2 separate regions of the Mus musculus genome follow, and region 2 is linked to region 1. The links are chromatin loops, found by intact Hi-C in ENCODE. Cell type or tissue: left cerebral cortex. All regions are shown on one strand.

What was found. Peaks named below come from ENCODE experiments on the same cell type or tissue, not always from the same donor. Only the 100,000 strongest peaks of a DNase experiment are listed, where the experiment ranks them.
Region 2: it touches region 1 in a loop (2.3-fold over the local background); 2 of 42 quality-filtered maps call a loop at or near these places.

Annotation. Positions count from the first base shown.
Region 1 is chr7:84,025,936-84,033,935 of GRCm38, reverse strand. The region is part of intron 1 of Cemip (cell migration inducing protein, hyaluronan binding); the gene reads left to right. Among named protein-coding and RNA genes, the nearest start is that of Cemip, 57 kb to the left of the region's middle. In left cerebral cortex, no CTCF peak of the experiment used is centred here; DNase peaks (open chromatin) are centred at 4,363, 4,670, 5,311, 7,653 and 2 more places.
Region 2 is chr7:83,949,264-83,957,263 of GRCm38, reverse strand. It overlaps Cemip (cell migration inducing protein, hyaluronan binding), which reads left to right. Exons shown (of 29, transcript NM_030728.4): 19 at 1,771-1,806; 20 at 1,888-2,043; 21 at 4,297-4,477; 22 at 5,646-5,861. Among named protein-coding and RNA genes, the nearest start is that of Gm30440, 17 kb to the left of the region's middle. In left cerebral cortex, no CTCF peak of the experiment used is centred here; no DNase peak of the experiment used is centred here.

The DNA.
Region 1 (8,000 bases):
AGGTTTCTGGGAGCTAAAACTATGGTGGAGGGATGGGAACTCCAGGCCAATAGGAGCAGAGATGACTGTCTACTGTGTCCTGCTCCATGAGAGGAAGATTGGGCTCTCCAAGCTGCCTGGCCCAATCCTGCAAGTCACCCTGGCCTGTGGGCACTCTCCCACCTCTCTGAGCCCTGCTGGCTTGACAGCTCTGCCCTTCTTCTTGGCTCTGCCTCTAGAGCTATGGCAAGGCTGCTGTTATGAAATATGTGCTTGGATTTTCTGGAAACTTCTTGAAGTCGGAAAGAAAAGTCTGCCTGCTGGTTCTGAGATGGCTTCCTTGCCATCGCTGACTCCCAGAGGAAGTAAACAGGTTTGAGCTCCAGGGAGCTGCCTGGGATACACTGCTCAGATTGTAGGGTGCCACCAGCCCGAAGTGTGGGCAGCCAGCCTGAGCCTGCAGTGCCCAAGTGTTTGCCCAGGTGCCCTGGGCAGACCAGCTTGGGGCATGTGGGAGGTGGGGTAAGGGGCACTGTGGCCAGAGGAAGAGCCCTAGGGTGTCCAGGCCAGGAAGCCAGATGTGTTTGATGTTGCATTAAAAGTCCCAGAAGCCTTCCTGGAGGGCCTGAGCCCCGTGGTCAAGAAATAGGCAGCTTGGAGGCTGCCTGGCTCCCCACTGTGGGGCCACCATGCCTCAGCTTCATTAGCTGACAAAGCCACTCTGTGTCCTCACCAGCTACAAGCACAGGAAGGTACAGCCTCTCTCCCAGCACCTGGGACCTTGGCCAGGGATGACCTGAGGGTACCCCTCCTCTGCATTTCCCAGAAGAGCAGCTCTGCCCAGCTGAGGTAGCAGCTGCAGTCCCTTCCATCTGACAGTTGCTGGAGCTGCAGATTTTCCAGCAAATCTGGAACTCCAGAAATGTGTGTGAAATTTCTCAGTTGTGACAAATTCTTACAAACAGCACTGTAGGCTGAGCCAACCACATCTGCAGGCCAGACTCTCCCTGGGTAGTGAGTTAGTGACTACTGTGTTCAGCTTGTAGACACTCAGATCCCTCATCTAACCACAGTCTCCATGTCAATAACAGAAAATGGAGGGAAGGGGACGAATGATTGAGGGAGACTCCAAAGCCCAGAGACAGCACAGCGAGTGCTCTTCCACTCTCTACAAAGGGAGAAGAGTGTTTCATGTGACTTGGTTCTTGCTGTTACCTTGACACAAGGACAGAGGGAGGCATTGGGGAGGCATCTCTCTCTCTCTCTCTCCCTTCCTTCCTCTCACCCTGTCTTCTCCCTCCCTCCATCTATCCATCATCCCTCCATCCATCCCTTCCTCCTCTCTTGCATTTCTAGTCTTAGTCTATATCACTCCATTGGGTTGGTTCACAAGATATGTGTAGAGCAGTTCTTTCTATCTCTGTTATCTCCTTCTCTGCTCATAGTTTCCCCTCTCCCAGATCCTTGGTAGACACCAGTGCCCAACCTCTAAAAGGCGTTGGCCAAGAGAGGCTGACCAGTCAGTGCAATTGCCCATATCAGTAGGAAATCAATGGCAGCAGCTCATGGGGAAGGGGAAAAGGGAAAGGCATAAGCTCAGATAGAGTCAGATGTAGCCAACAACTCTTCCTAACTGTCCATATGACCTTGAGAGAATTACCAAATTTTCTAATCCCTCATCTGTAAAACAGGGCATCAGTTCCTTCTTGGTCATAATCATATATGGAGATGAATGGAAAGTACCTAGCATGGTCCCTGGAACAGATTATAAGCTACACTGGTTGTCTTAGTTAAGGTTACTATTGCTGTGGTGACACACTATGACCAAAGCAACTTGAGAAGGAAAGAGTTTGAGTTACACTTCCAGATTATAGTCCTTTGTTAAAGGAAGTCAGGACGGGAATTCAAACAGGGCAGGAACCTGGAGGAAGGAGCTGATGCAGAGGCCATAAAGAAGTGCTGATTATTGACTTGCTCCTCATGGCTTGCTCAACCTGCTTTCCTGTAGAATCCAGTACCACCAGCCCAGGGTTGACCTCATCCACAATGGGCTGGGCCCTTCCCCATCAATCACTAATTAAGAAAATGCTCTACAGGCTTGCCTACATCCTGATCTTATGGAGACATTTTCTTAATTGATCCCCTCGTCTCAGATGACTTTAGCTTCTGTTAAGTTGATATAAAGCTACCCATCACACTGGTGTTGCAAGTTTCTTGAACTCCTCTTAAGCCAAAACTCTTCCCAAAGACACAATACCAGGTCTTCAACAACCTACACAACCTGCATGGAAACTCATTTGGGTGTCATCTATGCCAACTTCTTCTTTTACTTAGGTGTGTGTGTGTGTGTGTGTGTGTGTGTGTGTGTGTGTGTGTGTGTGTGTGAGAGAGAGAGAGAGAGAGAGAGAGAGAGAGAGAGAGAGAGAGAGAGAGAAGAGAGAGAGAGGTATCTGTCTGTCTGTGCATCTGTTTGTCTGTGTATGTGGGTCTATGTCTATGTCTTTGTGTCTGTGTATGTCTATGTTTATGAATGCATATGTGTACTGAGGCCAAAGGACAATATCAGCTGTCATTCCTCAGGTGCCATCCACCTTGTGTTTTGAGACTATTTCTCTAAGTGTCTTTGAACTCACTAAGTAGGTTAGACTGGCTGGCTAATGAGCCCCTGTGATCCACCTGCCTGTCTCCTGTGTGCTGAGATTTCAACTGTATTGCCACACCTGGATTTTTAAACTATGGAGTCTTAGGGATTAAACTCAGATCCGTGCTTGTAAGGTAGATATGCTGTTCTATCGATCCTTTCTTAGCCTCTGAAACAGTCCTGGTCATGTAAAGGCTATCAGCTAGGCCATCCGCAGCTCCTTATCTTGGCTGCCTTTCATTCTTTTCTCCCACTGTTGAACTTCTCATTTCCCCAAACCCTTTTTGTGCTACCATGTTCACTGATCATTAGTCAATAACTCTCCAGAGAAGTCTTGTCCTGCTGGGCAGCGAGGGGCAGACCAGCAGACAAAGGTTGAGGAATTTGAGGACAAAGGGAAGCTATGGCTCTGGTTGGGTGTGGAGAGGGTTACAATCCTGGAGATACTGAAAGGAGACTTTAGAGAAGATAAGATCAAAAAAACCAGGAAGTAAGGAGATGAATTCCTGAGACCTGTGGAGGACAACACAGAAGATGAGTATCAGGGATGAGTGTGTGGGGAGAGATCCAGGAAGCAACCTACTCTGTTCAGGTTAGTGTTCAGGCCATCAACTGAAATTGAAAACAGAGGAGAGAGTTTGGCTCGTGGGGTGATGCTCTGGACTGGGCAAGAGGTTTGAGACACACAGAAGGACGTGGCTGGTAACCAGGACAAGTCTAGTGAACCAGTAGAAGAACACTAGGCATCTCCATGGCCTGTCAGGAAAACTACCATGCATATCCCACTGTTCTAGGTTCTGAGGGTCAGAATGAAGAGAAGGAGGAAACTAACAGTTCCCGGGGCTTGGAACTAGTAAGTAGAGTTAGGCTAAATCTTTGACTGTCTTAGCCTTGTCTGTTTCCAGCCCACACATGCTGTGCTCCTGTGAGGCTGGGTGTGCTTACATTCACTCAGCAGTCAAAGACACCAGGCCTGAGGAAGCTCCTCTCACCTGTACCTCCCGGCTCTGTGTGTGGCATGGAGGGCACAAAGTGTGAGTAGGAGCAGCTGTGAATTTTACAATCTGAAAGATTTTCTCCTTACCCCCACCCCCTTACCCTCTCACTCAGTTCCTGGCAGTCCAGCCTAGGCTCAGGAGAAAGGCCCCTTATACATGCTGACAAGAGTCAGGCACAAATGATTTAGAGACTGCAGCCACTTGGCAGAGAGGGAGAGGGAGAGAGGGAGAGAGGGAGAGAGGGAGAGAGGGAGAGACGGAGAGACGGAGAGAGGGAGACAGGGAGACGGAGACAGGGAGACAGGGGGACAGGGAGACAGGGAGACGGGGAGACGGGGAGACAGGGAGACGGGGAGACAGGGAGAGGGAGAGAGGGAGAGGGAGAGAGGGAGAGGGAGAGAGGGGGAAGGAGAGGGAGAGGGAGAGGGAGAGGGAGAGGGAGAGAGGGAGAGGGAGAGGGAGAGGGAGAGAGGGAGAGGGAGAGAGGGAGACTTATAACCTTACAGATGGCAAATCTAAGGCAAGGAGGAGGAACAGGAATTACCCAAGGGCTCCTGTGAATTTGAAACATGGCCAGGTGAAGATGGAAGACAATACTGGGAAGCTGGCCAGACATCTATCTCCAGAAGGCATGCCACCAAGGCCTTTGCCCTATAGCCATGCTAATGGGCCCTCACTTCACCCACTGTAGCCTAGAGAGCAGCTGGTCAGTAGGCGTGGACTTCCTCCTCCTGTGACCACTCTCCCTTTTGCAAGACAAATTGAAACTGTCCTGGGCTTCTATGCCTGAGGTTTCCACCCACCAGCCTGTATTGCCTGGCAACATATGCCCTAGGATCCTTAGTGCATCTGGAGAAATGAAGCCCAGGCCAGAAAAAAAAAAGCCATTAAAATAAGCAGAATGCCAGGGTGGAGGGGGTGGGAACAGCTGCAGTCTTCTTCCTAAGCTTAGGCAGGTTACAACTCTGCCTGTTCCTTCCTCTCTGGGCTTTTTGGATGACCACAGCCTCCATGGTATAAGAATGCTACTGAAAGCCACCCCCAGGGTGACTCACAGGCTGTGGCAGCCTAGAGAGGAATTTCTACTCCGTTCACTTGGAGCTTTTTAAAGCCAGTTGAACCCAGCCAGCTGCTGTACAGGACACCCTTTATTTCCTGTGTCCCTACCCTACCTCAATGCCTGCCGATACAGAGTAGCAGGGGTTTGGGTGGAATGAGCAGGTGACTCCCAGACATCGGAGATATTCAGAGATGCTGGAGGCTTCCTACTCATTCTAGAATCCAGCAAGGCATGGAACCCAGACAAGTGCAGCCTCTGTTGGGTGAGCAGGACACTAGAACACAGTGAGACGCATGTCCAGTTCTCAGCATTAGAAATATCCTCTAAGTTGCCTACCTAGTCTAGAAGCATTTATTGGGAAGTGACTTTAAACTGATATATGGGTGGCATGAGATTACAGTACAGAGACCTGTTATTAGTCCCTGAGTACACAGGGTGCTGACATTCATCTCCCTGCAGGTTCTGGTTCCCTGGTCTCTTTCTCCTCACTCTCCCTCCATGGTCTTTGTCTAGGGAGGACAGGTGTCCTCCCAAAACATTTTTCCTGGACTGATTTTTAGCTTGGTTGAGTCTAGGACACCATATATTCCAGGCTTTAACATTCTGTGTTGACTTTGGCAGCGACTGTGGGGCAGACAGGCCAGAACGGAGGTGGAAAGTCTTGTAAGTGAGCTAGACAGAATCACCAGGCGGGGCCACATTGAGCCAGAGGAAATAGAAGAACACTGAGCCTAGAAGTCTTGTGCAAAGATGCACCTGATAATTTGTGACGAAAGCAGACATTCCAGGACCTGCTCTGCTATCCAGAGCTGGGAGAGTTCCCTGCTACACCCCTTCTATCCAACCTATCTGCACCTCAGTCTGACCCTGTCCTGGTTGTGCATACCCTCTACTACACCCACCTGATTCAGGGGGCAGGGATTCTATACCCACCCACATGGATCCAAGTCCCCACAACAACCATTAATTTACTTTAGGCCAGACCAGGTGGCAGAAGGAAGGAAAAACCAGGAAAAGACCATCAGAACATATTTTCTTTCTTTCTTTCTCTCTCTCTCTCTCTCTCTCTCTCTCTCTCTCTCTCTCTCTCTCTCTCTCTCTCTGTCTTCCTTCCTTCCTTCCTTCCTTCCTTCCTTCCTTCCTTCCTTCCTTCCTTTCTTCCTTTCTTCTTTGTTTTCCTAATCCTTCTGTAGCACCAGGCCCATAGGTATTCTGCTGTGGAGTTAGATGCATTCCCCACCCCAGCCCACACACACCTGCATAAACTCACACACAGGGTTCAGAGTGTGACATACATCTTCAAGGCCACGTCAGCCACTCACTTTGCCCTCTCTTCTCCAGACCAAGTGCATAGGTCCTGCAGGTAGCCCTATTGCCAGGCCTCTGAATTCAGTCCTTTTTGTCACACTCACCATGGCATTCTGTGGCAGTAATTTACTATGTCACTTGTTATTCATTTGCTTTGGTGATTGATTGATGTTATCTACCCCCCAGGAAAGTGCAAGCTCTAAGAAAACAGAAAACAGGGCCGGCCGCTCTGTTAGATACTGATTCTCTAGGGCCAAATCTAGTGCTGATAAGTAGTAGGTATTCTATCAATGATTCCCAAGTGAGGAGTTGGGGGACTTTGGAATGAGACGAAGCAAAAATTAACCTTGATTCAGCCATTTACTTCCTGACTGTTGGACAGTCAGCATTCTGAGCATCATTCTTTTCCATGCATTGAGAAGCAAAGTTACACACCAGGCCATGCCTCTGAGAGGGTGTGGCAATGCCTGTAGACCACATGGACATGATGGCAGTAACTAGAGTGGTCTCCAACAGTTCTCATGGGCTGCACGACACCAGTCCAGTCCTTATGATACTCTTTCTCATCCTTGAGTGACAGACAAGACCACAGCTTAACAGAGGCCCAGGGACTTGTCCAATGGAGACTGAGAAAATGACTAGATTTTTTTTCTTCCTGATAGCTTTACTGAAATGTAATTTGCATCTATAATGCCTTCATGTGAAGTGTGTGATTAAGTAGTTTTTGTAAAGGGTCTATTAACTGGCAGCCCTGTAATCTTCTTTTAGGACATTTTGTGTCCCCCAACTTAGCAGTCATTGGCTATTGTTGCTTTCCATTCACCTCTCCCCAGTGCTTGACAACCACTTAGCTGACTTCTGTGTCTGTCACTTTGTCAGTTGTGGACATTTCTGATAAATGCATCAGAATCAGAGAACATGTGATCTTCTGGTCTCTCACTGAGCATGTCTTCAGGGCTCATCCTTGTTCAAAATGTATCACTCCATTGTCCCTTTATCTGGCTGACTAATAGTCTAGTCTGTGGAAAGACCATATTTATTTATCCATTCATCAGTTGATAGACATTTGTGCTGCTTCTGTTCTTGGCTGTTGTGAATGATGAATGCTGTGTGTAAAATTTTACCCATGTAAAATTTTTTTCTCATGGGCAAAGATTTTGATTTCTCTTGCGTTTACATGTGGGAGTAGACAGACATTCAGGGGCTTGTGGTATAACCCACCGAGGAAAAACCTGTGTTCTGAGGTAGTTGCACTATTTTCCATTTCTGCCAGCAGCAGATGAAAGAAGCCTGAATTTGAACCCAGCTTGAAATTTCATGCTGGGTGGATGGCCTCTGAGTTGTTCATTTTGCTACACAAGCTGTAGTTGCAGGTCAGGTACCTGGAGCAGCTTATTCATAGGCTTGAGACCTGGACCAAGCCTGTTATTGGAGCCCTTTCTCTCGATCTGGACCCTTACAAGGCCTGGCTTTTCTCTGGGGAGGTAAAGATGAACATAACTCCCTTGTTAAGGACGTATCTTTTAGGGGCGTTTTCTTCCAGTGAGGATCAGCCTAGGGAGGGTGAACCCAGAAACCCTAATAGCCTGGAGTATGTCAGGGCAGAGCCACTCAGCAGCTGTGGCTGGCAAGAAGGTGGCCCTAACTGAGCAGGTGGTGTGGTTGGCTGGAAGCCAGGTATGGCAGGTGGACTGCCTGCCACATGAAGTGCCAGACAGCAACTTCAAACACTCTGATAACATCGCTGGCCTGAAGGTGTGGGCTTGCCCTTAGATAGGAAGGGACTCCTGTGAAGAAGGAGGGGTGCGGGAGTTTGCACCCCAGAAGCAGTTGACCTTGATGCTGTTAAAGCAGAAACAAGACCAGGGTACAGCCTCTAAGACAAGGCCAAGGTTAATTATGTCTGTACTCTCAGGCTTCAGTCTTGGAAGTTGGCTGTTCCCCTGATCAGTGACACATACAGATGACTTTGGGGACTTCTTTTTTGTTTGTTTCTGTGTCTGTTTGAGACATG
Region 2 (8,000 bases), 77 kb after region 1:
TTTTCTTTTTTATTCTCACTATATTTCTCAAGAATGCAAATTTTAAAAATAAAAATACAAAATCCTAACTCCACTGATGATAAATTGAAGCTCAGTTAGTGTCTTAAGTTGCATAGCTAGTAAGTGGAGAGAGAGAGAGAGAGAGAGAGAGAGAGAGAGAGAGGGAGAGAGAGAGAGAGAGAGGGAGAGAGAGAGAGAGAGAGGCTTGATGCTTAAGGCCATTAGATTCTACACCCAATAAAACAAGCCAAAAACATTGATTTATGATGTAAAGTCCCCAGAAGTCTGATGCCAAACATGGTTCTCCTTCTGCAAGAAAATAATGAAGCACCCTGCCAATAGGGGCTACATCTTCTTATCCTCCACTAGACAGTTTAAGGAATCCCAGAGTCTGGCTGGCATCAGGGCTGTGGTCCTACACATAGACAGAGTTGACATGGTCTGGAGCTGACAGAATGATATCTTCCAGAACTTTGAGTATTAATCCAGTGTGGCTGCTGGGGACTTAGGGAGACTCTAGTATCCCTGGATGCAGGCAAGTATGGAAAAGGTTACTCCTAAAGGTGGGAAAGAAGACAGCCAACTGGAATACCACACTTTAGTTCTGGTGGGAGAGAATCGTAGATAAGGAAAGTGTGGATAAGCCCAAGAATTCAGCATAATGAGCAAGTGGGGATGGGTAGCTGTGTTTTAAGATGTGCTGAGTTGGAAATTCTCACAAAGAATGCAGAATAAATGTCTCAAATCTTCCAAAAACAAGATAGGACAAATGTTTGAGTCACCCATATGGATGGAAAAGGAAGTTGTGAGTGTCTATAATGTCCCTAGGGTCACAGTGGAATGTGAAGGGACCATAGCAAAACGCCAGGTGATACCAGAGATGAGGAAAAGCTGGGGACAGGGATTAAAAGAGAGATGGAGAGCTTGGTGCCCTAGATGAGACTTGGTTGATTGGTTTGGCTAGATAGATCTTTGAGGAGGAAACACAGAGTGCTGAAAGAAAGCTCCGTTGAGGTGTGCTGGGAACTGGAGAGCTTGTGGAAATCAGGATCAGCCCAGCATGGCTGAAACAGAAGGGAACAAAGATGACTTGGGACTTGGTGCCAGAGCAAAACCTGGGCTTGGGCTTATAGGAGATGTGAAGCCACTGGAGATTCAAGAAGCAGCGATGGCGCATGAAAATGGTGCCCAGAGGAGATGAACCTCTTGGGGTGTACTGGACAGGAAGGGAGACGAGGAACAAAGGAGATGAAGGCAGCACAGACCCAAGGTCCAGCTACTTCATGAGGCTATTTCAGTTTCTTACTATGGCTAAGAGTAGTCCTCACATAGCCTACGTTCAGTAGTGCTGGCCTTGGGGTGGGAAAACACAGCCCCCCACCCATCCCACTACCCACTGCCTTCCATTTCTCCTGATCAACCCCACAGGCTCTGGGGGCTCAACCAGAGGTGGGCTGGCAAAAGAGGCCTGTGAGTCCTAGCCCTCCTGTAGCTAAAGCTCCATGTTCCCACATGCTGAGTCACTGAGTACCCATGCCAAGCTGGGTACATCTTCTAGCTCTTTACCTGCCACTCCAAGGAATACCAAATCTGTGAGGAGGAACCAGAATAGCCATTTGCTGTGTAAAGTGGAAAATTACAATTCCCTCACCAAAACTCCTACCCCAAGGATGTCCACATAGACTCTGTTGACAAAGAAGAGTCCTTCCTTCCACCACCTCATTGACTGTGGAGTGAGAGCATGGGCTGACTGTCTGCTCTTGTCCCTAGGTTTGCTGATAATGGCATTGGTCTGACCCTGGCCAGGTAAGAGTGACTGCCATTGTGACTGGTCTTTCGTGGGAGTTTATGTTTGGACATCTCATTCCCGACATCTCTTCTCTGCAGTGGTGGAACCTTCCCATATGATGATGGCTCCAAGCAGGAGATAAAGAACAGCTTGTTTGTTGGCGAGAGTGGCAATGTGGGCACAGAAATGATGGACAACAGGATCTGGGGTCCAGGTGGCTTGGACCACAGTGGAAGGACCCTCCCTATTGGCCAGTAGGTTTGCAATGATGGGAACTGCCCTTTGTGTGAGTGAGTGAGTATGTGTGTGGCTTGAGTGATATCTGTGAAAAGAAAGAAGTTAATGCGTGACTTCTATTTGTTGACTTTGAATTTTTCTGCTCTCTATCAACCTGCAGTAATAGTTGAGACACAATGAGGATGAAATCTGGAATGAGGAAAGATGTCAAAACACACTTGTAGACTAGATTCCAAAGAGCACACAACCATTAGATGTTCAGGGAAACATGGTGTCCAGAAAATGGATTCTGAGTCCACTTAGCAACTCACATGAAGTCTTTCAATTCTGATTATAGCAAAGAGGCAATCAGGATGAGCAGAAGTAATCAAACCTGCAGCCTTGTCTCACACAGATTGGACTCTTAAACCAGAGACAGATCATCTCAAGGTGGCCATGCATGCAAGAGGCTAGGCTTGTTCCACTGAGGCCCTAGAATTGGTTTAGTCTTCTTTTCATGAAAAGAACAGTTTTTGCTGCTATAATCAGGACAGAAACATACACACTGAAACTTTCCACCTGAGTGCACCTGGAGGCATACAGAGGCTTTCACCTGGTCTTCTTGACTTATCAAGAAGCCCTTTCTTCCATTTTAAGAGATATGGAAGACCCTTTTATTTATAAGTGATTCTGAGTCTTCATTTCTAGAATTTCTTTCTAGAAGGTTACTACCCTCCAGGGACAGGATATTCTGGTGACTTCCTGATAGGCTCAGACAGGTTTCTCGCAATGCTTCTGAGAGAAGAGACCTAGGAAGGACCTTGCAGTTTTTATTGAGGAAGGTTAGGATCTTAAACATATGGTTTATGTAGAACTAGCAAAAATGTGCTACCTGAACACTTTAACTGGAAAAATGCATGGATGGGCCCTATGAGAACCAAGATCCAAGGTGATGGTACCACTGCTTACTAATATAAAAATATTGAAACACAGGGAATTTGGGGGTGAGTAGAGACTTCTTGGGAGCCATATGCATTATCTGGGAGCCTGAATAGAAGAGTAGGGACAGCTGGGGACAGTCTCTCTTTGGGATCAGAGCCTTCATGTACTTTCTTTTTCATCTTCATTCCCTTGCTTCCCTAAGCTCCACAAGGAAGAGAAGGGAAGGGACCAAGCCAGAAGCAGAGACGTGGGTATAAAAGGACATGTTAGGCATAGAAAATGACCAGCTTAGATTTGTAACCAGCCCTGGGAAAGGCTACCAAGCAATCTGACCAGTCCCCCATGGGCCTTCCTTTCACATACCCTGCTCAAGAGTGTCAAGTAAGTGGAGGAGGTACCACTGAGCCCCTCCTCCCTGCTCTGTCACTGATTCCTCCCTGGTCCCTCCATGTCTCCCAGCTTCCACCTCTTCCCAATTCCTTCCTGTTACTTGCCAGTATCAGACCTTCTCAGGGGCCCTGTGTCAATCTGTGGTCTTGCTTTTCTAGCAAAAGCTGTCTTTGCCTCTGGCAATGTTTTAAAAGTTGTACTGTAATTCTTTTCAATCATTGCTTATTCTTTGTATTTCTGTTCCTATTTCCTAAACCCAGCACATTGCCTGTGGATAGGTTTACAGAGGAAACGCATCTGGATCTTAATCTGATTAAACTGTTATAGCAACTAAAACTAGGACGATAGTGACTAACAGTGCTCCCCTCCCTCAAGGGACGAAATACTGGCAGCCTCTAGAAGTATTTACAGTATTTTCCTAGTGACTGGACACATTGATGGGAAGAGTAGAGAAACTGCCTAAACAGATCCCTAAGCCAACAACTTGATAGACATCTATTTATCTACCAACTTACTAGTCATTCAGCCAACTAGCTGTCTATCATCCATTCATCTACTCATCCAGCCACCCTCCATCTATTCATCTACCATCCATCTACCTACAAACTCCCCATCTATTCATCCATTCATCCATCTGCCTATCAGCCAGCATCCGTCTACCCATCCATCCACCCCAATCCATGCACTCATGTATCCACCATCTATTCCTCTACCAAACATTATCCAGTCAATGTATCCCTACCATCCATCATCCATCTATACAGACATTTATCCATCATTGATACTGTGCCCATAAATGCCTTCCCAGTGAATTAATTAACTTAATGATTTTCAGTGGAAGGAGTTGCTGGAGGTGGGGGATCAGGAATAACTTCACCCAGAAAAATTTCTTGTCATTCACCTCCAAAGAAGCAAACAACATGGCACTCAGCTGACACCTGTCTTCCTTAACTCCACAGGAATTTTCCCATTAGAGGAATTCAGTTCTACGATGGCCCCATCAACATCCAGAACTGCACCTTCCGCAAGTTCGCGGCCCTCGAGGGCAGGCACACCAGTGCCTTGGCCTTCCGCCTAAACAATGCCTGGCAAAGCTGCCCTCACAACAATGTGACCAACATAGCCTTTGAGGATGTCCCGGTGAGTGTGGTGTCAGGACAGGCTCCTGGCACAGCCAGGCTTCAAGTGATGACTCACTTGTCCCCCACGGCTTGGAGATTGAGCTGTTGCCATCACCACAAGGGTGGAATAGCTTCCTCCAAGTAGGCTGGGCCACGTCCCAGTTTGCTCTCTGCCCAGACTGGAAGAGTACAAGTTCAGATCACAGCAAGAGGTCAAGTCTGGGTGAGTGCCCGCTGGCCTTCCATCTGTACCTCAGGAAGAACTCCTGGGTTCTGAATGATGAGCTGGATGATGGAACCAGGCTACCTGAGTTGGCACAGATCATCTCAAAATTCTAGCAGTACCCAAGGGAAGTCTTCTGAAGACATTGTTTGACTTCATCCTGAAAGTTGATGTAAACAGGACTTTCCTGGCTGCACATGGGGACAGCGTGGGGAGCTGAGGGTCAGGAGAGCAGTCCAAGGATGCCTGTGAGAACTGCTACTTCTCATTATCTACAGCAGACAACATATATAGCCTGTGGAGAGAAACACTGTGGTCTTCCAAACCTTTCCCTCCTCCCACTCCTCTCCTCCTTGCCCTCTTCCTCCTCAGTTCTTCCTCCTCCTTCCTGCTACTGCCTTTGCCTGTCTGCTCACTCACAGATTAAGGCCACTGTGACAATACAAAACTTAAGTTATGGAATTTCTTCTCTCAGACCCGAGAGCCTGTAGGAGGTCAGTGACAGAGATATCCAATGGCTTTCACCGTGAACCTGTCCTCCTTAAACCCACCACACATAAAAGCTCATCCACACATTCACACACAGGTACCCCCTATACACTTTCTCATACAAACACCCACACAACCTCCCCCTTCACCAGCCCATTCTACAGAACACTCAAATTCTTCCAATCCTAAGCCCCTCCTCTAGCAGATCAGCCTCTAAGGCCACCTACGACAGACAAACCAGTGAGCAGAGCCAGAATTGTGTGCTAGTTTTGGGGGTTAAGGCATGGTGACACTCTGACTGTTTTTTGGGCTCCATGAGATGGTCAGCCATGCGGTTTCCTCTAGTGCCCAAGGGCAGCCTCTGTCTGGCTGCTTCGTAATGTCAGCGGAAATTGGAAACTTTGCCCTGGCCTGATGACGGCTGCAGTTTCCGTTCACCTCCTGCCTCAGGCTTATTTTCCTGGGCTCTGTTCAGATTACTTCCAGAGTGTTCTTCGGAGAGCCCGGGCCCTGGTTCAACCAGCTGGACATGGACGGGGACAAGACATCTGTGTTCCATGATCTGGACGGCTCTGTGTCGGAGTACCCTGGCTCCTATCTCACTAAGGACGACAACTGGCTGGTCCGACACCCAGACTGCATCAATGTCCCAGACTGGAGAGGGGCCATCTGCAGTGGGCGCTATGCACAGGTGGGGATGCCACTCTAAACCACTCACTATCTCACTCTCTCACTCACGTGACAAGGACTCAGAGAGCCTTCCGTGTGTCCAGTTAGTTCTATGTTGGGCCAAGAATGATGCAAGCTGTTCCTTCCCTCCTTTTTCTGCCCTTCACTCCCAATCCACAGGATTTTCAGTCAACACACTGTACTGGGTCTATCATGTCCAGTCCTAGCACTTACTAGCTGCTGGTCTGCAGCGTCACCCCTGGAGTCTCAGCATCCTCATGTGTAAACTTAAGCTAAAAGCCAAAGTTCTGTGATGATATTTTAGGAACGATTTTAGATAATACAAATAAAATCCTTCCTCCTGTCCTTTTTTAGGAAAAGAAATATAATGCTAGCCATAGCTTTCCTAGTAGTCATGTTAAAAGGTTAAAAGAGAGAGAGAAATTAATTCAATAGTATTTTACACATATTCAAAATATTATCCTTTCAACATGTAGTTAATATAAAAGTTATCAATCAATTTCTTTCTGTTCAGACTTCAAGCTTTCATATATATTTTATATTTCTAGTCCACTTCTTTCTTAATATTTATTTTATGTGTATGAGTGTTTTGCCTGCATATGTGTATATGCACTTCTTGCATGTAGGTGCCCACAGAGATTGGAAGAAGGTGTCAGTTCCCCTGGAACTGGAGTTATGGATGGTTGTAAACCACTATGTAGGTGCTGGGAACTGAACCCAGGTCCTCTGTAGGAGGAGCAAGTGCTCTTAACTACTGAGCCATCGCTGTATCCCACTAGCCCATTCCTTTGGAAATGTTAGTTCTCCTCAAAGTAACACAGGGGCCTACTAAAATAATCAAGTTCTGTTTTAATAAGAAGACTTTTTTTTCACTGCTTTTGTTTTGAAATTTATTGCACTTTGTGATTTAAATTCATTAAAACGGCATTTTTAAACTGGTTCCTAGGCCATATTGTCTTCATGTCCAGGAGTCATTGTGTACTTGTGACCCATGGCTAACACACAAAACAGTGCTATACAATGTCTGGAATGTAACAACCTGAAATAATGCCATGACCCTGTGACCATTACTGCCTTTACTTAGATGAATGAGTGGTGAAGGCGTGAATGAATTAATGAATTGAAAGAGGCCAGAGAAAACTGTCTGATTAAGAAAAAAGCACAATGCCAGGTGTGCCAGAAAAGGACGTATGTGAGTGAAGGTGTCTTCAAGACCATGGTGGGCATCCTCATCACCATAGCAGACGTCAGAAAGTGGAACTTTAAGAGAATAGCTAAATGGAGATTTGGTGAAGGAATAGAGGTAGAGAGAAAGTCAGTGCCATGCTGAGAGGACAGGGCTCCAGAAGCCAGGTGGGAACAGAGTGCAGGTTGGGAGAAGGGCTGGCTTTAACAAAAGGAGAGCAAGGACAGGAAGTTGAGGCAGTTTCTTTCTGAACTGGAGAGTGAGGTCATGGGCTGAGAATCCAGGAGTGGGCCTGCAGAGAGCGATGATGGCTGGAGGAGCCGCTGCAGAACATGGGAACTGTTGACAAGAGGCATGCAGACGGCCTGCCGAGCAGTGTTGAAAAGGAGACTGAAACAATGCCTCTCTCCTAGGCTAGGGGATTTTCTCAGCCCCAACTGAGAGCTCTAGAAGCAATGGCAAAGGACGATGATCCAGAGCCAGGCTTCTGCCACATGTGTGGACAGGGCAAGGGCGAAGATACCAGTGGGAATGATGGACTACAGAAGAGGAGGGGAGGAGAGCTTGTGGGTGGGAATCATGCCTGCATCACTGAAGGGTGACCAAAACCATCAGGGAGCAGCCACACTTCTAGCATTATCCACCTGGTCCATGGGCTGAGGCAGAGAGTGAATAGGACAACACTCACAAACACACTCTCAGAGCAAAGGCCTAGTTGTATCTGCAGTAGAGTTTGAATACACCCCTCCCAAGTGCTACAGGCCCTGACATCTCAACTGCTAGGAAAGTGGAGGCAGGAGAATTGCAGATTCATGGCTTGCTAGAGCTACAGAGTGGGTTTTAAGACCAGCTTGGGCAGGCAACTTAATGAGACCCTCGTTGACACAAAGAATAAAAGAAGGCCTAGGGTACAGCTTAGTGCTAGAGTGCTTGCCTAGTGTGTACAGTGTTTAA